5 separate regions of the Mus musculus genome follow, and all the other regions are linked to region 5. Evidence: chromatin loops called from intact Hi-C (ENCODE). Cell type or tissue: left cerebral cortex. All regions are shown on one strand.

The links. Peaks named below come from ENCODE experiments on the same cell type or tissue, not always from the same donor. Only the 100,000 strongest peaks of a DNase experiment are listed, where the experiment ranks them.
Region 1: a loop joins it to region 5, with 3 times the contacts of the local background. A loop is called at or near these places in 4 of 42 quality-filtered maps.
Region 2: it touches region 5 in a loop (3-fold over the local background); 3 of 42 quality-filtered maps call a loop at or near these places.
Region 3: a loop joins it to region 5, with 2.6 times the contacts of the local background. A loop is called at or near these places in 4 of 42 quality-filtered maps.
Region 4: a loop joins it to region 5, with 2.6 times the contacts of the local background. A loop is called at or near these places in 7 of 42 quality-filtered maps.

The regions. Positions count from the first base shown.
Region 1 is chr11:42,065,277-42,070,276 of GRCm38, reverse strand. No RefSeq gene overlaps it. Among named protein-coding and RNA genes, the nearest start is that of Gabrg2, 67 kb to the right of the region's middle. In left cerebral cortex, a CTCF peak has its summit at 2,252; a DNase peak (open chromatin) is centred at 2,259.
Region 2 is chr11:42,175,695-42,180,694 of GRCm38, reverse strand. Gabra1 (gamma-aminobutyric acid (GABA) A receptor, subunit alpha 1) reads left to right here. Exons shown (of 10, transcript NM_010250.5): 2 at 1,047-1,135; 3 at 4,684-4,793. The coding sequence starts at 1,062. Among named protein-coding and RNA genes, the nearest start is that of Gabra1, 4.7 kb to the left of the region's middle. In left cerebral cortex, CTCF peaks have their summits at 999 and 2,178 (motif pointing right); DNase peaks (open chromatin) are centred at 156, 611, 936 and 2,392; H3K4me3 peaks cover 3,156 bases; H3K27ac peaks cover 1,400 bases.
Region 3 is chr11:42,049,038-42,054,037 of GRCm38, reverse strand. No RefSeq gene overlaps it. Among named protein-coding and RNA genes, the nearest start is that of Gabrg2, 51 kb to the right of the region's middle. In left cerebral cortex, no CTCF peak of the experiment used is centred here; DNase peaks (open chromatin) are centred at 1,836, 2,277 and 2,905; H3K27ac peaks cover 897 bases.
Region 4 is chr11:40,778,960-40,783,959 of GRCm38, reverse strand. No RefSeq gene overlaps it. Among named protein-coding and RNA genes, the nearest start is that of Ccng1, 26 kb to the right of the region's middle. In left cerebral cortex, no CTCF peak of the experiment used is centred here; DNase peaks (open chromatin) are centred at 29, 436, 1,062 and 1,919; H3K27ac peaks cover 2,535 bases.
Region 5 is chr11:40,863,485-40,868,484 of GRCm38, reverse strand. No RefSeq gene overlaps it. Among named protein-coding and RNA genes, the nearest start is that of Ccng1, 110 kb to the right of the region's middle. In left cerebral cortex, a CTCF peak has its summit at 2,592 (motif pointing left); DNase peaks (open chromatin) are centred at 2,159, 2,597, 3,285 and 3,666; H3K27ac peaks cover 2,295 bases.

The DNA.
Region 1 (5,000 bases), 1.2 Mb before region 5:
ATACCAAATCGCTGAGAAGCACCTGAAAAAATGCTCAACATCCTTAATCATCAGGGAAATGCAAATCAAAACAACCCTGAGATTCCACCTTACACCAGTCAGAATGGCTAAGATAAAAAATTCAGGTGACAGCAGATGCAGGCGAGGATGTGGAGAAAGAGGAACACTCCTCCATTGCTGGTGGGATTGCAGGCTTGTACAACCACTCTGGAAGTTCCTCAGAAAATTGGACATAGTACTACTCGAAGATCCAGCAATACCTCTCCTGGGCATATACCCCGAAGATGTTCCAACTGGATATATGGGCTCATGCTCCACTATGTTCATAGCAGCCTTATTTATAAAAGCCAGAAGGTGGAAAGAATCCAGATGTCCCTCAACAAAGAAATGGATACAGAAAATGTGGTACATTTACACAATGGAGTACTACTCAGCTATTAAAAACAAGGAATTTATGAAATTCTTAGTCAAAGAGGTGAATCTGGAGGCTATCATTATGAGTGAGGTAACCGAATCACATAAGAACACACATGATATGCACTCACTGGTAAGTGGATATTAGTCCAGAAACTTAGAATACCCAAGATACAATTTGCAAAACACATGAAACTCAAGAAGAAGGAAGACCAAAGTGGTCTTTTTCCTTTTTAGAGTGGGGAACAAAATACCCATGGAAGGAGTTACAGAGACAGTGTTTGGAGCTGAGATGGAAGGAAGGACCATCCAGAGACTGCCCCACCTAGGGATCCATTCCATAAACAACCACCAAACCCGGACACTATTGCACATGTCAGAAAAATTTTGCTGACAGGACCCTGATAAAGCTCTCTCTTGTGAGGCTTATGCCAGTGCCTGGCAAATACAGAAGTGGGTGCTCACAGTCATCTATTGGGTGGAACACAGGGCCCCAAATGAAGGAGCTAGAGAAAGTACCCAAGGAGCTAAAGGGGTCTGCAACCCTATAGGAGGAACAATAATATGAACTAACCAGTACCCCCAGACCTGTGTCCCTAGTTACATATATAGCAGAGGATAGCCTAGTAGGCCATCAATTGGAGGAGAGGCCCTTGGTCTTCGGAAGATCATATGCCCCAGTCCAGGGGGAGTTGCAGGACCAGGAAGCAAGAGTGGGTGGGTTGGGGTACAGGCATGGTGGAGGGTATAGGGGACTTTGGGGATAGCATTTCAAATGTAAATGAAGAAAGTATCTCATAAAAAAAAAAGAACACTTACTGTCTCAATTTTGTGTATGTAGTTGTTTTCTCCCTTTGAGGAAAACCTCCTCATCCTGAGTTAGTACCAATGAGACAATGAATCCTTTTCAAGGTTACTTACAGCTAAGAAATGGATTAACTCTGTGCAACATTCCATAGTCCCTGATGAAGTCCTGTCTCCTAAATTATAGTACTCCTTTGGTTTCCTCTTGGGAACCAACTTTCTTCCCTTGAATATTTAAACATTACAAAAACCCCAGTAATTTGTATGCTAGTTTGAGTAAATTGTTTCTTTTTTCACACACAAACTACAAATGCTCCCTTTTTAAAGTGTCCTTTTGCTGTAAGATGTATATCTTACAGCAGAAATCATTTAGAAACATTCCAAGGAAATATTTTTATTTTTCTTCTATTTATTTTAGGACATATTTCAAGATGACTTTTCTTCTTCAAAAGAGAAGCACAGATCCAAATGTGTCTAAATAATCAGACATCTAAGCTGAAAATGTTGCTATTCCATTCTATTCACAGCCAACACTAATGGCTCTATTTGTTCAATATCTTCACTTAATTGCTAGCCTCCCCTTCCTAACAGAACACCATGTAAAGGTGTGTAGGATACATTATACCCAAAGTTGGATAGGATTATGAGCCCACAATGAATTTGACAGACCAGTTAAAATATCATCCTCTTATTCTTTGCAAAAGAATGTTTTATTTATCAGTTGCCTCAGGCTAACTGAATTGGGAAAAAAATGTCCACAATTATGTTAAGTCCCATTCTTTATTTTATTTTATTTTATTTTTTCCAGCTCTGTTCCTATTAAAAGTGTGGCTTTACCATCAGAGGGAAACAGCACCTTTTCTCAATGGTATAATTGGAGTTATTTTTTCCAGTGTCAAAAAAAGTTTGTCTTGTTGGGAACCATTGCACCGACTGTGAATGGTGAAGCTGTTAAGCTTTTACTATTTACTCTTTATTCAGATTTTAGGAGAACCTGAGGACCAAACTGCCTTCCTTCCTCATTACCTCCATCAGGGGGAGCTCTGACAGTGTTTCGCCTAGCTGGGTTTCTCTTGGCAAACTACAAGCTAGTCATTTACACAGCTCTTTAAAGTGTATTGAACTTTAAAAGCCAGAACACACACATTTTCTGTCCTTTCTCTCGCTGTGTCACAGCATGGTGTCGATTTTTTTTCTTAAATCGTTTTTTAGTATGTATCTTACAGTTCAGGATATGTTTTATCTCTGTAGAAGCATGCTTAGTGCTTCTTCCTGGGAACTCGTTTTACACAACCAAGAATGAAACCTTGTCAATCTAGTTTATATGGACTGCTCTAACAGAGGACGCTAAAGACTCTGGTTAGAGGCAGGAAATAAGGCAGTAATGACGGAACTAGGCAAAGCAGAGTTTCTCCAGTATAATGCCCTGCTGATTTTCATGTAAGACAATAAATAGATATATACACATGTAATTGAAGCAGCTCTAAGAATTAGCTTTAGTACTTACTCATTTTGAAATGTTGAGTGATGTAACTAAAACTTAGATGAAGAATCTACCAGGATCATACAGCTTCTAACGGAGAAGACAGGCTCTTCCCCAAAGGACAAATGTTTATTATGCAAAATGTACACAATTGTGTCCCATTTTACTAAACAAATAGTAAAATGAAGGAAAAACTAAGGAAGTCATACTTTTTATTTCGGTGTTCCTTTTTAGTGTCAAGAAGTACCTAATTCTTTTCATTTAGTGTTCTTTTCGCTTTTGCTAATATTTCAGTTTTTCCTGTGCAGAATATTAAGTTCCAGCAAGGATGGAGGTAAAATGAATGAACAGAACGGGCAATGATGAGCGAAGTGCAGGCAGCTGAGAATCACACACTCAAAGGACACATCCTTTACCAAGCAAAATAACACCTCAAAAATACAATGCAGAGCACACTAAGATACTGCTGAGTAAGAAAACTGACAGAACATTTCTGAATTTTGCTTCATATCACATGTATTTTTCCACATTCTAATAATCAAATGAAAAATGAATTGAAGAAAGGAGCTTTTCACTACTGTGTTCCATTTTGGTGCATATAGAACCTAAATGAATACAAATCAGGTTGAATATAAAAATAACCTCAGGTTTGCACAGGCGGAAGATTACTGTTTATGCATGTGGTCTGTATTATTCCTTTCTTCCCTTCTTATCTTTGAGCATCAAAGCAACAAGTATAGCAAATTCCATAATAAAATCTGGACATCATTTTTGAAAACCCATATGCCATTATGTTAAATCATTCACAAGGTCATTTCTTTCTTACTAAGCATTTTCCAAATTGCTTAAGTAAGACTCAAAATTGCCCTTCCTTCCAGCTCCATCCCTTAGAACTTCGTTTTCTCTAAGTATTCTGACTGGTCTCCCATAATCTTTAACTTGCCTTCTGTATTAAGACTTCCGTGCACAGGCCCCACTCTGCACTACAACCCAGCCATCTCTTTGCTCTCTTTAGAATGCACCCTTAGGTCACCACCAATGCTCAGTGTTTTGCTCGGCACCACCATGCATCTACCATTCATGGTCTTCTATCAAATGCAGTCATTCTCCAATTGTCTCTAGAAATAAAATTTCAATAACAATCCATGTATTACTCCTTGCCACCCCTGACTCTGAAAACAAGTTTTTAGTGACTTTTCACATCCTCCAAGGGCCACTGGCTCTTCTCCATCTAGTATTTCTATCAGGCACTAGGAACAAAATAAGTAGAGTTGATTGTTGTACACAAGGACTCAGTAATGGGAAAGGTTGACAAATGGACTACTGTAATATTCAGGAATACTGAATATTGCTTGATACAATGAATGATGTCATAGGTTAATAGAGATTAAAAACCTGATGGATAAATATCAAGGTAGTAGGAAATCTATACTTCACACACCTAAGGGATATTTGATAAAATGTACATGAGAAACTAAAGTACAAATATTAAAAGGCAGTGAATGAGAAAAAGAATGTATTAAAAGATTTGTCCATACCATTGGAGATTTATTTTAACCTAAAAAAGTAGATAGTTTAATCCTAATTAAAATACTTTCTGCTACAATAGATTTTAATTGGATGTTTTCTCTTCTGATAATTGCATAATTTTTCCTCTTCTGTCATCTTTTTTTTCTCATCAAAATTTTATGCTACAAACTAACCAGAACACAATTCTTAATTACTCATATTGTATCTTACGGTGTTATTATTGACAATGATATGGCTGTGCTACACATCTTAATTATTATTTTAAGAAGTTGGACAGTTTCATCTTGTACTTAAAATGTTTTGCATTTTTATTTATAATACATATTCTAATTTTAAATATTTTAAATATTTTGAAATAAAGTAGGAATAGCTACAAAATTTGTTGTTCATTCTGCCCATTTCCATCAGGCAGATAATCCTACCTAATTATACTGTAATGCATATATTTCACATCAGCACTATATGCTCATAGAGAAGTCTGCATTTTCATCACTCATGTGTTAGTGTGGCTACCGGCACATTTGCAGTGTAAAGGAAACACAGGGGCAGAGAGATGTTCCTGCCACAAGCATGTCATAGGCACTTGTAACCCTTCTCCCAAATCCTTAAACTGCAATCACCAGTCAGTGCTACCCTACACCATTCCTGCTTAGTACTACGAAATCATTTATTTAAAAATAATACGTGCTTAAATAGCTATAAAAATAGATGCTTAAGTAAAAATTATACACTTCCAGTAAACTGAATTAAATGAACAATAGTTCATTTA
Region 2 (5,000 bases), 1.3 Mb before region 5:
ATAACTCTTCTGTTCCATACACATTTATTCCTCCAGTATCCTCCTACCATATCCAAGTTCAACAATCAGATAATGATTGATTGCAATTTACCTAAGTGGGAATAAATATACCCTCCTTTTCATGCGAAGCAAACCACTTAAGCTTCCATCTGTTGGAGACAAAGTGTTTTCTAGCAGCACCCTGGAAGAAATTAAAGGACGCTTACAAGATATGTGTGGGTATGTTTGTGTGCATTGATGTGTGTGTGTGTGTGTGTGTGTGTGTGTGTGAGAGAGAGAGAGAGAGAGAGAGAGAGAGAGAGAGAGAGAGAGAGAGGGAGAGAGAGAGGGGGAGAGGGAGAGAGAGAGGGAGAGGGAGAGGGAGAGGGAGAGGGAGAGGGAGAGGGAGAGGGAGAGGGAGAGGGAGAGAGAGAGAGAGAGAGAGAGAGAGAGAGAGAGAGAGCCCAGCACATGGCCTGACTTTAAAGTGTATCCTTTAGCTTCACAGAAACATTAGTGAGCATATTTAACAACCACAGAGGAGAAGCACGACTCTGGCATTCAACAGTGTGTTTCCAATGGTTTTTATAAAGAGGCAGATACAGTTGCTTCTGAAATCAAGGTATCTCCAGAATTCAGGGATGCATTTTGTCAACAGAGGTGTTAGTCTACTAGATCCCACGTAACCACATGCCCTCCTTTTAGAGACACCAAGTTTAAACCTTTCAGTACAGATTCCACCACAGGGACCCGAATCAGAAAGGTCGTTTTGAATAAATCAGCAAGTAATAGAAATGCAAAGGCTACTCTAGAGTAATTTTGTCACCTGAAACCATTTCAAGTTTTATAGGATAAATTAAAATTCTGGTACATTTCTGAATGGAAAGGTGGTACGGAAGGTGGGGAGTGGATGGGCCAGGTTTCCATTGCTTCCAATGAGTGTCATATTCCAGTGAGGTCATTTCCTGACTTCAAAGCATTCATCGGAACTGCCTCAGTCAGCCCTAGTGGTTATAACCTGATGTTTCTTGCAAGACACACTGATCTCTACTTATTCCACTTTTCAGCTGTGCAAGCCCGTGATGAAGAAAAGTCGGGGTCTCTCTGACTATCTTTGGGCCTGGACCCTCATTCTGAGCACACTGTCGGGAAGAAGGTGGGGGCATTTTCTTTAAAATCTGCATGACAATTTCTGTAATTTTTTATTTATTCCATCAGGGGGAAGAAAATTGTCCATGGATGAATTCATGACTAAGGGAATTCAGAAAACTTTACTGCAATAAAATTTCAGCTAAGACTAAAGAAGAATAGAACATGAAAATAACTTTCTTGTTTGGATGCTCACGAGAATACACTTAACAAGCTTTACTTTTAAATTTAAACTAGGAAATGTATGAATTCAACTCTTAAGTCTGAAACAACTTTTTAGTTTTCATTTGTAACTGAGCAAAAAATATATAATTTCCTAATTTATGGGAAAAGTTACTAGATAGTTATAAGTTAAGTTTTCAATAGGAAATTTTCTAACTATTTGCAAAATCATAGAGTAACTCACAAAAGCATGGAAGTTAAAATAATATTTTAGAATAAAAATAAGTTAAAATAATATTTATAACGTGAATGCCACATGACTAGAAACACATGTATATTGTGTTTTAAACCATGGTTAATAAAATCAATAGAGATAGAATATACCAGATGATTGCTGTAAAATACTAGATAAAAATTAAATTTTGCTCATTTAGTATTAATATCAAGAAGAAATGTTGTGAATCAATTTCAGTAAGTTGAACTAATAAATGTATTTTCTAATGATCCAATAAAGAACATGAGATTGTAATAGCATTTATCTAAATGATCAAATATTTTATATTGTTCTCTACTTTAATAGTTTTTTGTCTAGTCTATTCTTGTGCCTTACTAAAAGGTGTTCAGCATATAATAAAATCCTAAACTCCTTGAAGTGTAATAGGAAGTGAATCTTTATGAGTAAAAATCAGAGCTATGGAATCATCTGGAAAGGCAGACATTTCTGAGGATTGGTTTAAAATGAGATGCTGGCTGTGTTACTTTTTAGTATTATCGCATAAACAAATATCGGAAGAAGAAGATGCATATTACAGTCTGATACTCTTAATTTCAGGAGTTAAGTGATCAGTGATTTTTGAAAAATTATATGGAGTGTTACTATTATAATGACCTGTAGATGGAGTTAGTGCACAGTGTTTTATTACAGAGTTGTTCATGTGGAATCAAAAGCAGGTTCAGTAACTGACATTTCTCTTCAAAAATGAGTATTCAGTCTAGGGCATTCTGTGTTGTTATTAGTATTTATTCACTCCCAAAGTCATCTTAGTTCCTCTCCTGAGTTCTGTGGCAGTTGTAATTTAAATAGGAAATTAGATGTAAGGTTGAAGATGAGCCTGATTACAAAATCACAGTAAAGAAAGATTCCCATTCCAAATGGAATAACAGGGCTGGTTTTGTTTGGGAAGGGGCTGATCTCTTTGGTATTTGCATTCCAATTCAAACAATTGCTGACAGCAAGATTCATAAGCTTAAACAATTTCTTGTGTTTTACATAAGCTGTGGAAACACACCACACGCACAGATAAAGGTAACAGATACCCGGGATTCTGAGGGCTGTGTTAGCAGTCTAATCACCTTCTGTTGTTTCTCTAACTTATCATCTTTTCTTTCCTAATTTCACTGCTTCCCCCCTAAGAGTTTTCTCTATGGAGAGTTTCCTGAATCCCTAGATGTGTTCACATCTCTTTGTCTTTATCAACACGACCTTCCAGTGTCCTTGAAAGATGATGGATGGTATTTGTTTTTGTGACATTGAATTTTTACAAGTATTTACTTTCTGAAAGCCGATCTTGCTTTTACCTTACTACTGTCATCTGCCAATGAGACACGCAGGAAGTCACAAACTCACTGAGAACTTGATTTAAGAAATAAAATAAAACAACAAGGTGTTTAATTTTGCCAAATGAGAATAAGCTCTTAATCTGTGTGACATGAATGGATTAATGTTTAATTTAATGAAATGAAAAATGGTCTTGTGGAAATAAATTCCATATATTTAGTGCCATAGAGAAATTTTACGTATAACTATCAAGTTAAAACTTTATCAGAAAAGCAGTCTTTGAAAGTATATACAACTCAGTTAATGTCCATACAGTTAGGATAGGCATTCAAACAGAAGCAGTGAAGAGTCACATTAAAGTTTATACTTTCAGTATTGAATATCTTTTATGCATTTATCCATGAAAGAATCAGTACTAGAAAAATAAATTAACTTTGCATCTTTAAAGTGGCCATTATTTACATTCAGTCCTTCCTTAGTCCCTTCTATTGACTGTGGTTAATTTGGTGTATGGTGTGTTATATATCTGCAAGTTTTAAATAAAATTTTATAAAATTAAGAAAAAAGGAAGTGGTCTGAATTTTGCTTATACAAAATTAATTATTTGCAAAACAGCATTTGTTTCTGAGGTGAAAATAGATTATATTTGGCATCCCTGTCAAAGAAGTGAATTCCGGTTTAAAACACCATTATTTTGCTCACATTTATTTATTAACCATATAACTATGTACAAGTGAAACAAAAAGAATACTAAAATTTAAATATAAAGTATATAGGTTTATTTCCCTTTCTTAATTTTACACCCTGTACCTACTTAAGCTTTTCATTCAAGGTCAGAGCTTTCACTGAGATTTGTCAGCAAGTGTAATTTTTTCTAAGATAGAAACTGCTTCTCTCTGAGGATTTGAAGGTGTCATGCTGGTCATTACATAAAACACGATTAATTCTGCATAGATAATAGACCGGTTGGTATAGAAACACAAGTTATAGGAAGTGCATCCCTATGTGGTTGAAAGCTAGAATAATAATACTGAAAGACTATAGCCCCAAACAGAAAGAACAGGAATGACCGTTCCTCTACAGAAGGTTGAAAATAAAGTCTTATTCCAGAAAGTGAAAAAAACTCATTTCTGACCTCTGCTTTGCCCTTAAGTAGTTGTGTCTTAAAACACGATGCCACCTTATATCTAGAGTGCATCTTACATCGTGTTGGCTTTTCCCAACACTTCTACTATGTCTAAACCCAGAAATGACCAAAGTTAAAGAAAATAAAGGTTTGAATGAATCTTCATTGCTTCATACATCTTAAGGGAAATCAATACACTCATAAAAATATAAATAACATAATAAATGATTTATGTATCTTCCTTTCCTAAATATCTTAAAAGAACATCCAAAAAATCAAAATAAAAAATGTATGGAAACGAAATGGAAGGAGTTTTGATATTTAAAAATTTGCATACTAAATAAAAAAGAACCTTTGAATTCATTGTGTAACTCACATATAGATATACATACGTAGAAGATAAATAATATAGATCAAGCCCTCCAAATTGTTTCTTACAGTATGAGTTAACAGTCTTCTTTGCTCAGAGAAGGTATGTCTCTTCTAGAACTTGCTGTGCTGAGAGCTGAAAACGTAGAGTTAGAACTCATTTTCTATATTAAAACTAAAAGCCTACCACCAATGAGGCCACACAGGAGACAAGGACGAGAGTCTTAATGACATTCAAACTCCCAATAGCAAGTTAAGTAAGAAACTCTGAGGAAGGCATTGAATCGAAAGAGGTTTTAGTGGAAATTTGATGCTATTATTTTCTATATCCTTCCCTCAGCTATGGACAGCCCTCCCAAGATGAACTTAAAGACAACACCACTGTCTTCACAAGAATTTTGGACCGACTGCTGGACGGTTATGACAATCGTCTGAGACCAGGTTTGGGAGGTGAGTTGTACTCTCACATTTTTCTTTGAGAAAGTTTAGTATTATTAAATATTTACCTATTTATCTCTAATTTCTCTTCAAGCAGTAAACAAAAATGTTAGCATATTGACTGATAATTCATCATATTTTAATAGTCCACTCAGTGCTAGTTCAATTTACTAAGATCATTTTGTGCACATAGCTATATATAGTGATGAACAGGCACAA
Region 3 (5,000 bases), 1.2 Mb before region 5:
CTCCTCCGGTCCCCTCCCCTTTTCTCTTATCTCATCTCCTTTCATCTCTTCTCCTTTGCCCTCATCACATCTTTTCTCTCCTTCCTTGCCCCTCTGCCTTGAGGTAGGATCTGATTATGTAGCTGAAGCTGCCCACAAAATCATAACCATCTACCTGGTTTTACTTCATAAATACTGGAATCACAAATATGAGGCAAAACACCAAACCAGAAAACAATTTTCAGGGCACTGTGGGGGTCATAAACTAATAGCAATAACATGTTAAACCTCTTCAGTTAACATAAAAGGAGCAATGGTGGTAAAGAGTGAAGGCCAGCATGCTTTCTGGAAGTATCTGCTCATTTCCTCAGGCTCTTATGTATACATGGAAAAACCTCAGATTTTCATTCCATATGGAAAAAAATTATGAGTCAGATTTGTGTTTGTGATATCCACCACCCTTGGAGAGTTATTAAATATCACTATGTAGAATTTCCTCTTTTGAAAAATAAGAGAGAAAGAAATAAATTTCTTGCTTTTGTTTGAAAAGTCAGTGCTAATATTTTTTCCTGGAACTTTCTTCTTTCAACAACAGCCTCTCTGGAATGGACCATATCAGTGTACTTAATCTTCAGACATTCTCCATACTACTTTACATTGGTTTGCCACAGCTACAATAACTACGATAACTACCATGTACTAGTAATGGTGCTCATAACAAGTGCTAAATAAATACTTATTAACTTGGAACTGTAGGTTTCTATTAGGAGTTATAAAAATACAGTTTAGTAAAATCAGTTTTTCTTCATGGTATCTTAGGCAATTACTAAATTAAGAACTTATACTTATACCTAGATTAGGTATTATGTTAATCATAGGGAACTAATGAGCTGAAATTAACACAAATTTCATGTTGAAATGATACATACTTTGAGCCCTGACAGTTATGGTTTTTAACTTGTTGTTATAGGAGTTTTACTTGACTGTTATTCGTTCTTCTAGCTTGGAGAGAGAAATGTGAGTGTCAGATTTCCTAGGACTGTTGCATAATTGCTGTAATAGCTGTGAAATACCTAACTTGGAGCATAATAGCTACCAATCAGTTTGGTTGGCTCTTACAAATGCAAGCAAGTGATGATCTATGCTGGAGATTTTAGGTATGTTTTTTCATTTAACTTCCCCTCCCCAAATCCATGAGGGAGGTACCAAATTACTTTTATGTTGCAGAATCAGGACTCAGTCTTCGGTTTAACTCTAATGAATGCAGTTTAAAGGAAGATACATCTTGATAGTATCTAGGAAGGATAGTAGCATCATCCTGTTGTCCATGATTCTCCAAATACAAAAGATGGCAAGATCGATTATTGCTTCAGAGTTACTTCAGATATGTAGCTCTAATTTTTGGAATGAATTGTAGTCTAGAGCAGTGGTTCTCAGCCTTTTAGTGCTGTTTGAGAGATGAAATTCTATCCTCATATATTTTGGGAAATATTGCGACCTCCACAACATCTTAAAATTTGAAGCCAAGGTTCTGCACAAGTAAAAGACTACATTTGTACTAAGTCACTTCATTTTCTCACCCCTATTCCCACCAGCATGTTACACCGAGTGTCTCACTGCCTAAAGATTTCCTTGCTTTACAAGAGTGGCCTTCATCATCCCACTGCATCTTTACTGGATATAGTTCATTAGAGCAGCACAAAGCAAATACAGCAACACAGATTTCCACATCAGTGAAGAAGCCTCTTGTATCATGCGTGGCCACTGGATTCTTTACATTTTCCAAATTACAGTTACTCAAAAGTTGTAAAGCCACATCTTCTGAACGTGTAATGAAAACGTGAGGAGTAAATCTTTGTAGCTGCTCGTCACCTTGTCCTCACTTTCTGCTGCTTTCAATGTCTGGTTGACAGGTCCTAGAGTCTCTAGCAAGTTCCTTCTTCAGACTTCTGTCTCTGGATTACACACTTCTACTGACAACCCTAGTTCAGGTCTTTTAGAGGTTTGCCATTTTAAACACTTCTTATGGCTCGTTTATTTTCTTTCAATTATATTATTACCTGTTATTTTGTGATAGACACACAAGTATTAAGTGTTAGAGTTTAAAAAACTAATTTTGTTACATTAAATTCCACTCTTAGTTTCTTACTTTTGAAAGTAGCTTTCTTTTTCCTCCCTCCCTCCCATCTCACTCAGCACAGCTCCCAGGGAATGCAGCATCTCATGACTGGATTGTCACTACCATGATAAATAAAGCAAACTTCTTATTTCAGTCTCTTCTTTTCATAGAACATTCCAAACTTCCAATTGAAATACCCAAAATAGATGTTCAAAAGTACACTGTGGAAAGTGCCTAAGATACTCTGCTTCCTGAATTAAACAATCCTACTTACTTGTAAGTCCTTTTAGGGCATCAGGAACCATTTTGTTGTTGTATCCAATGTCAAAACTAGTCTAGTATTCCAGTCTCCTTTCCTGAAACATTCGCAGAGACAGGTCAAACTTCACTATCTTTATTTTCTTTTTGAAATCCACTGAATGCCCCCAAATTAAACGCAACATCTTTAAAAATCTATATCTAGAATAGGAAGGATATGCAATACACAACAATGTTACTTACATATGTTTCTCTTAGGAAAATGAGATTGTACGGAGCACTTAACAACCTATTTTTGCCATTTACCTTTTAGTTGGCTTTACCTTATTGTTTTTAATAAGAATGTATTGCTTTTAAAATTCAGTGAAGAAAAATGACTATATTCTTAGTTGTCTGTCGAATTTTCTCTTCCATTTTGGTATCAGGACTTTTCAAAGTCTGAGCATGTTACTGACAGAATAAATGACTCTATCCCCATCTGCTTTGTACTTGGTGTGACCATATGATATGGTTATTGCCAATGCAGTGTAAGACGAAATAGTCCAGAAAGTCATCTCAATTTGAACTAAATTCAACTTTGAAAAGATTTCTTTTCCTTCTATCTTCTTCTTTCGTGGGATGAATTTCCTGGATAACTTGAGCCCTGGATGATTGGTTCATAGCTGTGAAACAATAAGCTTTAAAATTGCACAACTCAGATTGGAAGTAGATCCTTTACACACAGTTAAGTCTTGATGTGACTGCTGTTCTGCCTGACAAAGTCTCTGCAATATCACCAAAGACCTGGAGTCATAGACTGAACCCTCTCCACAACTGACATTTTGAGAAAATAAATCGTTTTTGATCTCCAGGTTCTGGGGATAATATCTAACAGTAATAAAGACTTTATTGTAATTTATAAAAGTAATACTATTCTTTCAGAGATGTTATATTTTAATCATCATAAAACAATGTGATTGAGTGTGCATGAATTTGTGCGTGTGTGTTTAAGTGGAGGTTTCTCTTCTTGAAAGACATCCACTTATCCTAATAGTTATCCACATAACCAGTTGTTGTTTTTAATAAAGAGGATGTTGGGTTTGGGGTGTTTTTTGTTTGTTTACTTTTTTGAACCACTGATAAGCAGGAATATCTTGTTTAGAACGCAGCTTAGATATCTCTCAACAGTTAGTAACTCCTTCCTAGTGGCCTAGATAATGTTCACTTTCCCTATTAGGGTGCACTGTGACAATCCTCATAGATGATATTCCCTGAAGTGTGATATGGGTGCACCAACTCCATTAGTTCCTTGACTTGATTTGCTATTGCTAATTAATTCAGAGTCTACATTTCTTTGCCCAAGGTCCCACCAAAATTCCTAACAGGGACTTTTCATTCCAATGTATTTATCGTCCATTTTGCCTCACAGATAGAGAAAAAATATGCTGTGTTTGTTTATTTTCTCCCAAATACTTTATAGTGTAAGCTTTTGTTTTCATGACTCATCTTACTGAATTCTAAATTAGCAAGGTAATACAAATTCAGAAACATTCTATTATCTTATGTTCCAAAATGCTTTAAGATATTTAAGGTCATATTTTTTGGTTTTAATCTTTGTTCTGTCCAAGTTATTTATCATTTTAGTTTACTTTAGTGTAAATAGTAAGTGCTACAAATAGAGATGTTGTTGATAGAGAATGATATCTCCAAATGTTTTTATACAAAAGTATTTCAACACGGTATATTGAAATAAAATATTTCTGTGTACTAGAAAAATATCACAATTAACGTTACGTGTCCATGAAATATAACCACAATTCTAAGAAGCTATGGGCTTTGTGTTTCAATCTCTGTTGCTCTTTGCAGCTTGCTATACAACTGAATAGTAATTAAAGTGGAATTCCTTTCCTTCTATCAATCCAGAGACCATTGCAGAAAGTACCTGGTGAAATTTCTAATGCATTGTAAATTTGCAAACATATGGGCACACAACCTTCTTCCCTTAATAATCTAGCTGCTCTTGCCCATTTCCCAGTTTTTTCTTTTTAGATTTTGTAGCATGCAAACGATGTACTTTGACAATAAGATCCACCGTTGCTTACATGCTGTGGAAGACTGAAAAAAAGGAACAGGAGTCTGTAAAATCGTTATTATTTTTTGGTTCAGATTGAAAGAAGAGTAAGCACATTCAAGTACTGACCTCGGGACCGAATGTCTTCGGAATAGAAAAAGGAAACTCTTCATTTCTCCTTGGATGCAAGAATGTTGAGAGTGGATCAAGCATGTATATGTGGAGGTGGTGGCATTAAGTAGTATTCTGGAATATAAAAGGTTGTCAAAAATGAGAGAAAAAGAACAAATATATTTTTGTGTGTGTCTGTTAACTCATCTAACTTTCAATTTTCTCCTATGTTTGTATTTTATTCCTCATACAGTTTGTGATTTTTTTAACAAGGTTAAGAATTTAATTATAGCATTTTCATATATATATATATATATATATATATATATATATATATATTTCATATAACATATACATTCACATGTGCATATCATATTCACATATATGTATAGATCATATACATAATATTCATTATATATATCATATACTTATTTTTAATTTTTATTACATTTATTTGTGGTTATATATACTTGGGTGCATATA
Region 4 (5,000 bases), 85 kb after region 5:
GTTAGCAAACTTAACTTAGAAAAAGACAATTCTAACCTGACTCATTATGAAACATTAACACATGCACTTCCACTCTCTAGCCAGATTGCCTCAAAAGGTAATGAATAAAGACGGAATCAAATGAGCCATTTTCATGAAGCAGCAGATGGAAGAGGTAATTTTTCAAACATAGGTATAGGTCTATAGGGTCAATATTAATAAACTACAGCGACTTCAGATAGTAAGAGTTAGAACATTCCAGAAGATTCTGGGGGGGGGGGGGAATGGTGCTTCAGGAAGGAAAAGGCACCAAAACCAATCTCTTACTTTTGAATTTCTGAGCGTGGATGTTGCATGTAAGGAACATCCTGTGAACAAGCTGGTGTTAGATTCAATCCTGGAATGTATAGCCTTGAAAGTGAAATTCACAACCAAAAAAGAAAAAGAAAACCCACATGAATTAAAGCTCCCATGGTCTATTTTTAAGTATATTTTGGAGTGGGGGTAGGGTTAAAGCCAGCACTTAGAAAAGCATCCTTCTCTTGGCACAATGATTTATGTGTTTCAGGTTGGCAGGAAGACTTCACTTCCAGTGATATTCTCCAATTGTTAAAATAAAATAAAAAAGTCCCTACTGCTTTCTTTGCAATCCATAATTTTGTGTTTTTAATTTAGATAACTGAAATGTCTCAAAGCAGAAATAAACTGCATATTCATGAGCCCTGATTTGCTGTAATCATTATTTCTAACGCTGTGCATCGGTGAAGACTTGAGTACCAAATCCTATTCTTGGTCAATTAAATCAGATGACTAAAAACTGAGAGAGCAGGGGACCTCGTTCTTCCTTTCCTCTTTGAAGAATTCTGTTGGTCTATCAGAGGTCAAATGTCCTTGCTCCCAACCAGGGCTGATAATTAGTTGTTTCAACATTGGCAGGAGGGATAAAAGTCTATTTAATATGCTAACTACGGGACTGTTAATTTTTCTTCAATAAGTTTTTAGTCATAGACAGCCAAGGGACCAAAGGGAAAAGATAGTATGTTAAAATGAGCTGAGTAGGTGGCTGGAGAGATGGCTCAGTGGTTAAGAGCACATGTTCTTCTTGCAGAGAACCTGGGTTTGGTTCACAGTGCCTCGGACAGCTCACAGTCACTTTTAACTCCAGATCCAGTGGATCTTACAACCTCTTTGGGTTTCTGTGGGCACCACATTCATAGACACATACCCATGCAGAAAAATACACATATCCATGTAATTAAAAATAAACTGAAAGTCATAAAGAGATGTCACAGCTTCCTTAGCCATCATCCTAGACTAAAACAAGTATTTAATTTAGGTTCGTTATTCCAAAGAGAAGGTGTGCATAAGAAAAAGGGGTTCCAGATGCCACCATTGATTTGCCCGCAGAAGCCCTCTGTAAAAATAATTAATAGTACACAAACCAGGCTGTGTAATCTAGATCTATTATTTACTAGATTTAGAATGTTGACAGAAGTACTTCAGCTGCTTCAGGAAGCTACTTCATCTGCAAACTGGGGGTGAGATATTTATATCATAACATACTCAACTAAGACTAAAAGATTTACATTTTATGAAGGGCCACCATAGTAATTGAGCAAAGTAGTAGATCAACAAATGATCTTTAGTTGTGCTGTACCTATTTTGGCTTTCTGTTTCCTCCAAGAAAACACCAGCAAGAAGAAACAAACACAGTTGAGAACTGAAATTTCTTGAAATGTTCATGATTTTTTCCATAGCTGAATAATATATCACTGTGGTGCCTATGTACATATTTGCATTATCTGTTCATCTGTGGATGGGAGTCTATGCTGTTTCCTTTTCCTTGCTCTCATGAATATAGCAACAATAAACACGTGTTAGTGTCTCTATGGTAGGGTATGGACTCCCTTGGGTATATGCCCAGGAGTGAAATAGTTGGACCATATGGTAGTTCTATTTTTAATTTTTGATGAGTCGACATACTGATTTCCATAATGGCTGTTCTAATTTGCATGCCCACCAGCAGTGAATAAGGACTCCTCTACCCAACATTTCTCTTAAAGTTTGTTGTCAGATTTCTTAATGATATCCATTCTGACTGAAATGAGGTGGTACCTCTAAGCAGTTTTCATCTGCATTTCCTGGATGATTGGGAATCTTTAGCCTTTTTAAAAATGTATATTGGCCACTTGTGTTCCTCATTTTGAGAACTACCTATATATGTTCTGACCCTATCTTTAACGTAAGTCTTTTCAAAGGTCTTAAGCCATTCTCTCTCTGCCAGGAGCACCTGGTGATAAATGAGCCTAATGTAATCAGTCCACACAAAAGTATGATTCGGGGCTGACTAGTTTCAATAGAAGGGGGATTCATAAAGCTGCAAACTGACTATGCTGAAAATACACAATAAACGAAAGTAAATAACATTCTCTTCTGAGCTATTCTAAGACTGGTGGTAGACGATCATGAAAATATGCACTAGATAAGTAAGTAATATTTGTGGGATAAAAAAGAGAATAAACTCTTGACTCTTTTCAGAGAACAAGAGGTAGAAGGTATTTTGAACATCCCTGACCTTGGATCTATCTGATGACAAATACTCAAGTATTTTTATGCATGTTAGTTTCTATATAGAGAATAGCCCAGATGTAGCAATTCTTCTGCCTAAACCAAATGATTGCATATGTTCATTTGGTAATGGAAGTGGCTACATTAAAATAAAACACTTTGCCCTTAGCTTACGTGTGTGTGTGTGTGTGTGTGTGTGCACATGCATGTGCACATGCACACGTGTCTCCAGCCATTTGGAAAGTTCTTATATACTAAACCTCTTTGGAAATATTGTTATAATTCATTTTAAAGAAATATATTACATAGGAAATAGTTTCACATATATACTGAGTTCCTAGTCAACGTAGTTTTTTTTTTCTTTTTTTTTTTAAGTGTGATGAGTGCAGTAGAGATTAAATAACCCTGGGAATGATGTATCCACATTCTTATTCCTTAACAATTTGCTATTAGCATCTGGTGTAATTTGACTCAAACTTTTTAAAGCACTTTGGTGATTAGGTAATTTTCCTCTTCAGCCTTCAATTCTTCCGAAGCTCATCTCATTCATGAATAGAGTGCATTAATATTAAAGTTTGCGAAATAGCAATCTTGGGTAGGGGGGTACGTATGCCGTAATTATTCCTTCCCAGAAGTGACTTCATCATTGCCCCAGCTATCTGATGATCAATCGGCTGAATAATAATGATGAGAATTAATATTTATTAAGCACTTAAAATATGCCAACACAGTGCCAAGCACTTAACACACCTCATTTAATTCCTATAGCAACACTATGTGACAAATATTATCTCTATCCTGTAGACAGAGAACTGGAGCTCAGAAAAATAAGCGAATAAAGTTTCGTTTCTGAGAAACGATGCAATTGGAAGGTAAAGCAAGGCAATCTGGTCCCAGAGCTCACCTACTTAACTACTTTTGAATAATTTCATTTAACTGATTGTTTTCTGGTAAAGGAAAATAACTCTTGACGGTGATGGATCTTTTTTCTATATGAGGCATTATGGTAACAAATGCTCTACAGCCTGAATTTCCAACCACTGAGTTCAATATTTCTTACTGTCAATTATTCAAAACAATTCAACTGATAGTGAATGTAGATAAAAGTTTTCCAGTTGCACAGCAAGGCATGCAGACACCCCCCGTATCCACTACATCATCTTAAAAGATATACCTTCAGAAAGATGCAGCTTTTTATCTTCAAAGTAAATATTGATTGATGGGTTTTTTTTTTTCCTGTAACTTGACAAGGACGTGGAAGGTGAGTGAAGGAGTGAGCTAGACTGAGAATAGGATCAAGAAGCTGAGGCTCAAGAAATAAAAGAAAATGTCTCTAACAACCCTTCTATTATAATTTTTCTCTTATTAATTGAATAGCCCCCTTAAGCTTGGTGATTTGTCAGGGAAACTGATACCCGCTTGTGAAAATCTCCATTCCTTCCTGAAACTTATTATCCAGTACCTTGGTCTTTGGGAACTCCAGTAGCAATCACTTAAGGCAGGGTGATTTGGGAATAATGGAATTGTTTTTTCTTTCAGTTCTATCAGCTGGGAGTTTCCAGACTGAGGCTCAGGCAAGGGTGACCATGGGGTGAAAGCTGGTGTCTGCTCCCAAGGTGGAAACTTGTGACTGCTTCATCACACAAGAGAAGGTGGAAAGGCAAAGGAGCCCAACTTGCTTCAAGTCTTTCATGAAGCCCTAGTAACCTAACCATTCACCTCTTATTTTCATTATATTGACCACTAAGTTTCAACATCTCAATGTTTGTTGGGGGGTAGCGGGGACATGTTCAAACCATAGCACAAGGGAACCACAAAAAGGCTCAACATAGATCTGTGGGGATCCTTGCATGGTATAATCCCACCACCTCTCTCTCTCTCTCTCTCTCTCTCTCTCTCTCTCTCTCTCTCTCTCTCTCTCTCTTTCTCTCTCTCTCTCTTTCCCTCCCTCCATATGTATATAGCTCTGTCTCTGTGTGTGTCTTTCCCTCTCTCTGTCTCTGTCTCTGTCTCTGTCTCTGTCTCTCTCTGTCTCTGCTTCTCTCTCTCTCTCACCACACACACACACACACACACACACACACACACACACACAAAATGATGTTAGTATATTACCTCAACTTCTTATAGGCATCTATGATCCCAATATTTATATTTATTCATTACCACATGATCTCATCAAATACATATTAAGTTATTTGTTAGCATTACACTATGAACATTATCAAAGATGAAAGAGCAAACATTGCTGATTTTGGGGAAAAGTATGAAGTACCTTAGATAGTTTCCTATGTACTCTTATTATTTTCATTATAATAACAAGAAGATATCTTTAATACAGCACCTCAGAAGCAGAACCAGGCTCTATAAATTTTGGGCTAGCCAAGTCTACATAGCAAGTTCCGGGCTAGCCAAGGCTAAATAAGAATACACTGCCTCAAGAAAAAAAAAAA
Region 5 (5,000 bases):
CAGCAGATAAAAACCATCCCACCAAGCTCATGTCCTGAGTTTGATCTCTAGGACTCTCATAGTGAAACAGAACCAAGTCCCAAACTGTGCTTGAACTTACATCCATGCATTGTGGCAGACATACAGATACACACATAATTAGTTAATTAGTTAGTTAATTAAGATAGATAGATAGATAGATAGATAGATAGATAGATAGGATTAATTTTTTAAGAAAGCAATAGCTTAAAGCAACAAAGATTTGTTATTTTACAATCTGGAAAACATAAGCCAAAATAAGATTTAAAGATATTGTATTAAGCTCACAGCAGGGTTAGTTCCTTACAAAACCACCAAAAAGGAATTTGTTCCTGTACTTAGAGTGTCCAGTGGCTTCACCATTGGGTGGCTCCTGGCTGCATCTCCCTAATAACTCTTCCCATCATCATGCCACCTTGTCCCACCATTGACCTCTTTGCCTTTCTTAGCAGCATCGTTAAGATCCTGCACAGGACCAAGGGGAGCAAAGCAGATACTGGCCTGAAAGCCTACTCCCCGAAGATTAGCTGTCCTGGTGCCATACGGCCCTATGCAAGCTTCCAGCAGAGTGAAGCAAACAGAAGTCCTACCTTTGTCCTTAAAGACAGAGAAAAGGAAATTATTAAATTCTCTAAGTTGGTTGTCAGGTCTGTTCACTTCACAGCAGAGGCTTAAAGTGAATAAAAAAGTACCCTGTGAACTTGAGAGTTTCCCCATGTAGTGCATATTGAGAAAACTAACTTATCTCGAAACCAAAAAAAAAAAATTACAAAACAATGATGAGTGACTTAGTTTGCTTTTAATGCCGTGATAAACATCATGACCTAAAGCCACATGGGAGCAAAGGCTTTACTTCATCTTGGATACAGTCGATCCTGAATGGAAGTCAGGGCAGAAACTCACTGCAAGAACCTGGAGACAGAAACTGAGGCAGAGACCAGAGAGGAGTGCTCCTTACTGTTCAATAAGCTTCCTTCCACAACTCAGGCCCACCCACCCAGCGGTGACACCTCCCATAGTGATACAGGTCCTCACATACCAATCATCCATCAAAAAAAAAAAAAAAATGTCCCACAGTCCTATTTACAGGATGAAGGGGATTTCTCATTGCGATTTCCTTCTCCCAGATGTGAGACTCTAGCTTACATCAAGTTGACAAAAAAAAAAAAAAAAAAAAACTAACCAACACACTAAGTCATATAAACTGGATTATAGATGTAATAAAAAAAAAAACTCAGGAGAAAAACAGATTAGTAAGGGCTAGAAGAGGGAAGCAAGAGGGGAAAACTTGAAAGATAAGTAATCATTTGATAGCCAGGAAGAAGGTCCTGGGAGATTTAGACAACGCAATAGGCCAAGGTAAGCAGTAGAGTGAGTTACCATTGTGATTGCCATCCAGCATGCACATCCAAGATAGATGCAAAAGACATCCTGAGAACTACAATGAAAACTTAATAATTCCAGTGCTACTGGCCTGAGGCAGAATGGAAGTAGAACAAGAAATCAAGTCTTTTCTGCCTGCTAAGTCAGTAAACTTCAAAAGCAGGGGCAAAAGGAATTCTGCCAACTCCAGGACATCCTAGTCTATGTAGCAAGATCCAGGTCAGCCAAGGTTCCTTACTAAGACCCCATCTCAAAAATGAAAAAGAAAGAAAAGCAAGAAAATGAATTCTAGAGTAGTATGAAATGACCTCAGTTGCTAAGTCCAGCCAGGTGACAGTATTCCATTTCACAAAAGCAACGGGAAGGCCCACCCGAGCTGCCAATGAACTAATGAGTGGCTTTCTCACCAGGAACAAGGCTGAAATGGCTGCCATCTAACCACTAATAGATCACAGAGCGGAAGGGATGTGAAATACACAGTGCAAACCCTCGCGTACACCTCGAGGTGTCGGGAATGTCATGTGTGGTAGTAGGCTAGCCATAGTTGCTGAGAATGACCTCTAGTCTGTAGAAGCAGAGCTGCCCAGACCTGGAAAGACCTGAGGATTATCTTCTCCAGTTCTAGCTGAAGTCTGGGGAGACGGGATGACCTGCCCCAGCTCTAGGAGGGATGCTGAGCCGGATGGTGTTTCACCAGATTGCTAACCTGAAGAAACAAGCCACCAGTGCCCTTGAACACGCAAAACCCGTGCTGACTCAAGAATCCTATTTGGAGGATTGCTGAGTGTGAGCTGCCTCTTGTCAGGAGGCCCAGATGACAACGCCAAAATCTGAAAATAGTAGTTTTCAACTCTGCACAAACCACTGACAGAGCAGAAGTTGGACAAAGACCACTATGGAGTTAAACTTCTGTTGCCCAGCTTCCTCCAAACTATCTTTTTATCTTAACTTTCAAGGCCAAAAAAAAAAAAAAAAGAAAAAAAAAAGAAATTCTGCTTTAATCTCCAGAAGTAGTAATAAAACTCATTTTAAAGCTATTATATCTTTCCAGAAGATTCTAGAATTCCCCATCCCTAGAAATGCATGCAAAAATCATTTCACAAAACACTTGGTGTTGTTCCTAATAAAAACAGTACCACACTTGAGTTGGTGGGGCTCCAATTAAGCAAGCTATGTTCTTCTACTGCCCCCATCTGGCAGATGTTGGTAAAAGACAGACTGCATGGTCTGTGTTTTAAGAATCTGCTCTAGTAAAATCTCTCCGGTCCTCATAATTCCTTCTCTCAAACCTTGTAGATGCACAGTTGTAGGGGTAGCTTCTTTGCCAGAAACTTCTACTTATGATGAGTAACCCACGAACAGTTCCAGGATTCTGGAAAGATGATAAACAAGAAAACTGCATTTTCAAATGTATTTTCATCTAGCAAGAACTTGAAGGAAGAAACAGAGCTTTCTCCTTGTCTTGTAAGAATAGATAGTATGGGGCTGGGCAGATGGCACTCCTGATACTCCAGCACTAGAGAGACAGGGACAGAGGCTTCACTGCAAGTAAGCTCAGCCTAGTCTATATAGCAAGTTCCAGATTAGTCAGAATTACTTCGCAAGCCAGACCCTATCTCAAAACACAAAGAGCAAGCAAAGGGAGCGTCAAACAGAGCAATTCTCATCTGATGAATCCAGCCAAATCACAGAGTCCAGGAAGTGGGATACAAGCTGCACCAATGTGCACCTGAGCTGCCATCCTGGTAAGGCATCAGAAAGGAAAGATCAGGGTCTACAGCAATTGTGTGCAGAGTACAACTGGCCTCCGATATCTTGTGCTTCTTGGAAACGGCTTGAGGGCTGACTTGGAGCAGTGTAATATGTCTCTATCCAGGTATCTGTCAGTTCTGATAAGATGCTCTATGCCACAGTAACAATCCATAAAATCTCAGTGTCATAATCCAGGAGAAGTTTATCACACAAATCCACACGGCCAAAGCTCCAAGTGTTTATCACGCTATAATGCACTTGTCTTTTTTCATGACAGACTATAAGCTATTTGGAAGTAGAAACTGGGTTTAGCTCTGTACTGTATCTCTGACATTTAACTCCTGAAGCACATGTGCTCTGAGAATATCAGTCGAACAAGAGTGTGAAACGAGAGTTGAGGAACTGACAAAAGGCAGATCCATAAGGACATCTTTACCAGGAGCTTTGCCACTCCCTTCTGCATCTTCAGATCTTAAGTGGGGATGGCGAATCCAGTGACAATTCTATACTCCAAAAGCATTCATTGGCTTCCCTCAGCCTGTGATATAGGATCATATACCCGGGTAGGCAAATGTGAATTAACGAGGAAGGCTGCCAAGTAGGTATCCATAGCAGCCAGAAGAATACTTGTCCTAGAGGCGAGACTGATAGATCTGAACACACTCCACATCAGCCCATACAGACAAGACTGCTTGGGAGCTACTGGAGAAAATTACACTGTGGCAAAGGAACAGATGTCAAAAGGGAATAGAGTCAAGACCTTGTAAATATGTCAGTGATTTCTTTTAATGGGGGTAAAATATTCCATCTGGAATTGTAAAAGGAAATGAAAGTGAACAGACAACAGAGTCAGAGACAGCTCCAGCTCCTGTTGTTAGGAATCCCACATGAAGACCCCACTGTACAGCTGTTACACATGGTAGAGGGCCTAAGTCAGTCCCATGCATGTTCTCTGGTGGACAGTTCAGTTTCTGGGCCCCTATGGGCTCAGGTTAGTTGATTCTGTAGGTTTTCTTGTGGTGTCCTTGATCCCTCTGGCTCCTTCAATCGTTTCGTCACCCTTGCACAAGATTCCCCAAGCTCGGCCTCATGTTTTGGCCGTTGATCTGCGTCTGTTTCCATCACAGACTGAACTTGGGCTGTAAATAGCTATCTTGAAACTTCTCTCCTAAAGACCGGATCATTTTTCTCTGCTTTTTAGCAAAACCTTGTATGCATTATGATCCAGGCTGTGTATGCTACCAGGCTACCTTTGGCTATCTATATCACAGAGTAAATACAAGAAATCCTCCATAGAAATATTTATGTGTTTTTTTTTTCTTTATTGTCTTTAAGACATGTATCACTATGCTGCCCAGTCTGGCCTTGAGCTCCCAAACCTCCTGTCTCAGACTCCAGTGTCCCCTATGTAATTCCTGAAGAGTTTGTGTCTAAAGTGGAATAGAGTGTTTATCATTAAATTATAAAAAATACCCTGGGATGAAAATATCTGATTGATCTTATAGCTTAGTAAGAAATATATCCAGAGCACTTTATCCATAAATAAGATGTTATAGTAATTTTATTAGTAATCCTGTTTCCATCCTTGCAATTTTAGATTAGATAGTGGCTTATAATTTGTACTGAAAACAAAGCATAAATCTACTACTGCTGATTTCTCCTTTATGGCTAACCCAAGGCACTGATCCTGGATCCCCGGAGTAAAGCACACCCCAAAACACCCTCTCCATGGTCGGAGGTAGTACTGCACTGCCCTGGGCTTAAATTTGCCTGACCTTCCACAGACTCACATTAAACAAGATGATTATTACTGGCCTGCAGAATACTAACCAAAGAGCAGACAAATT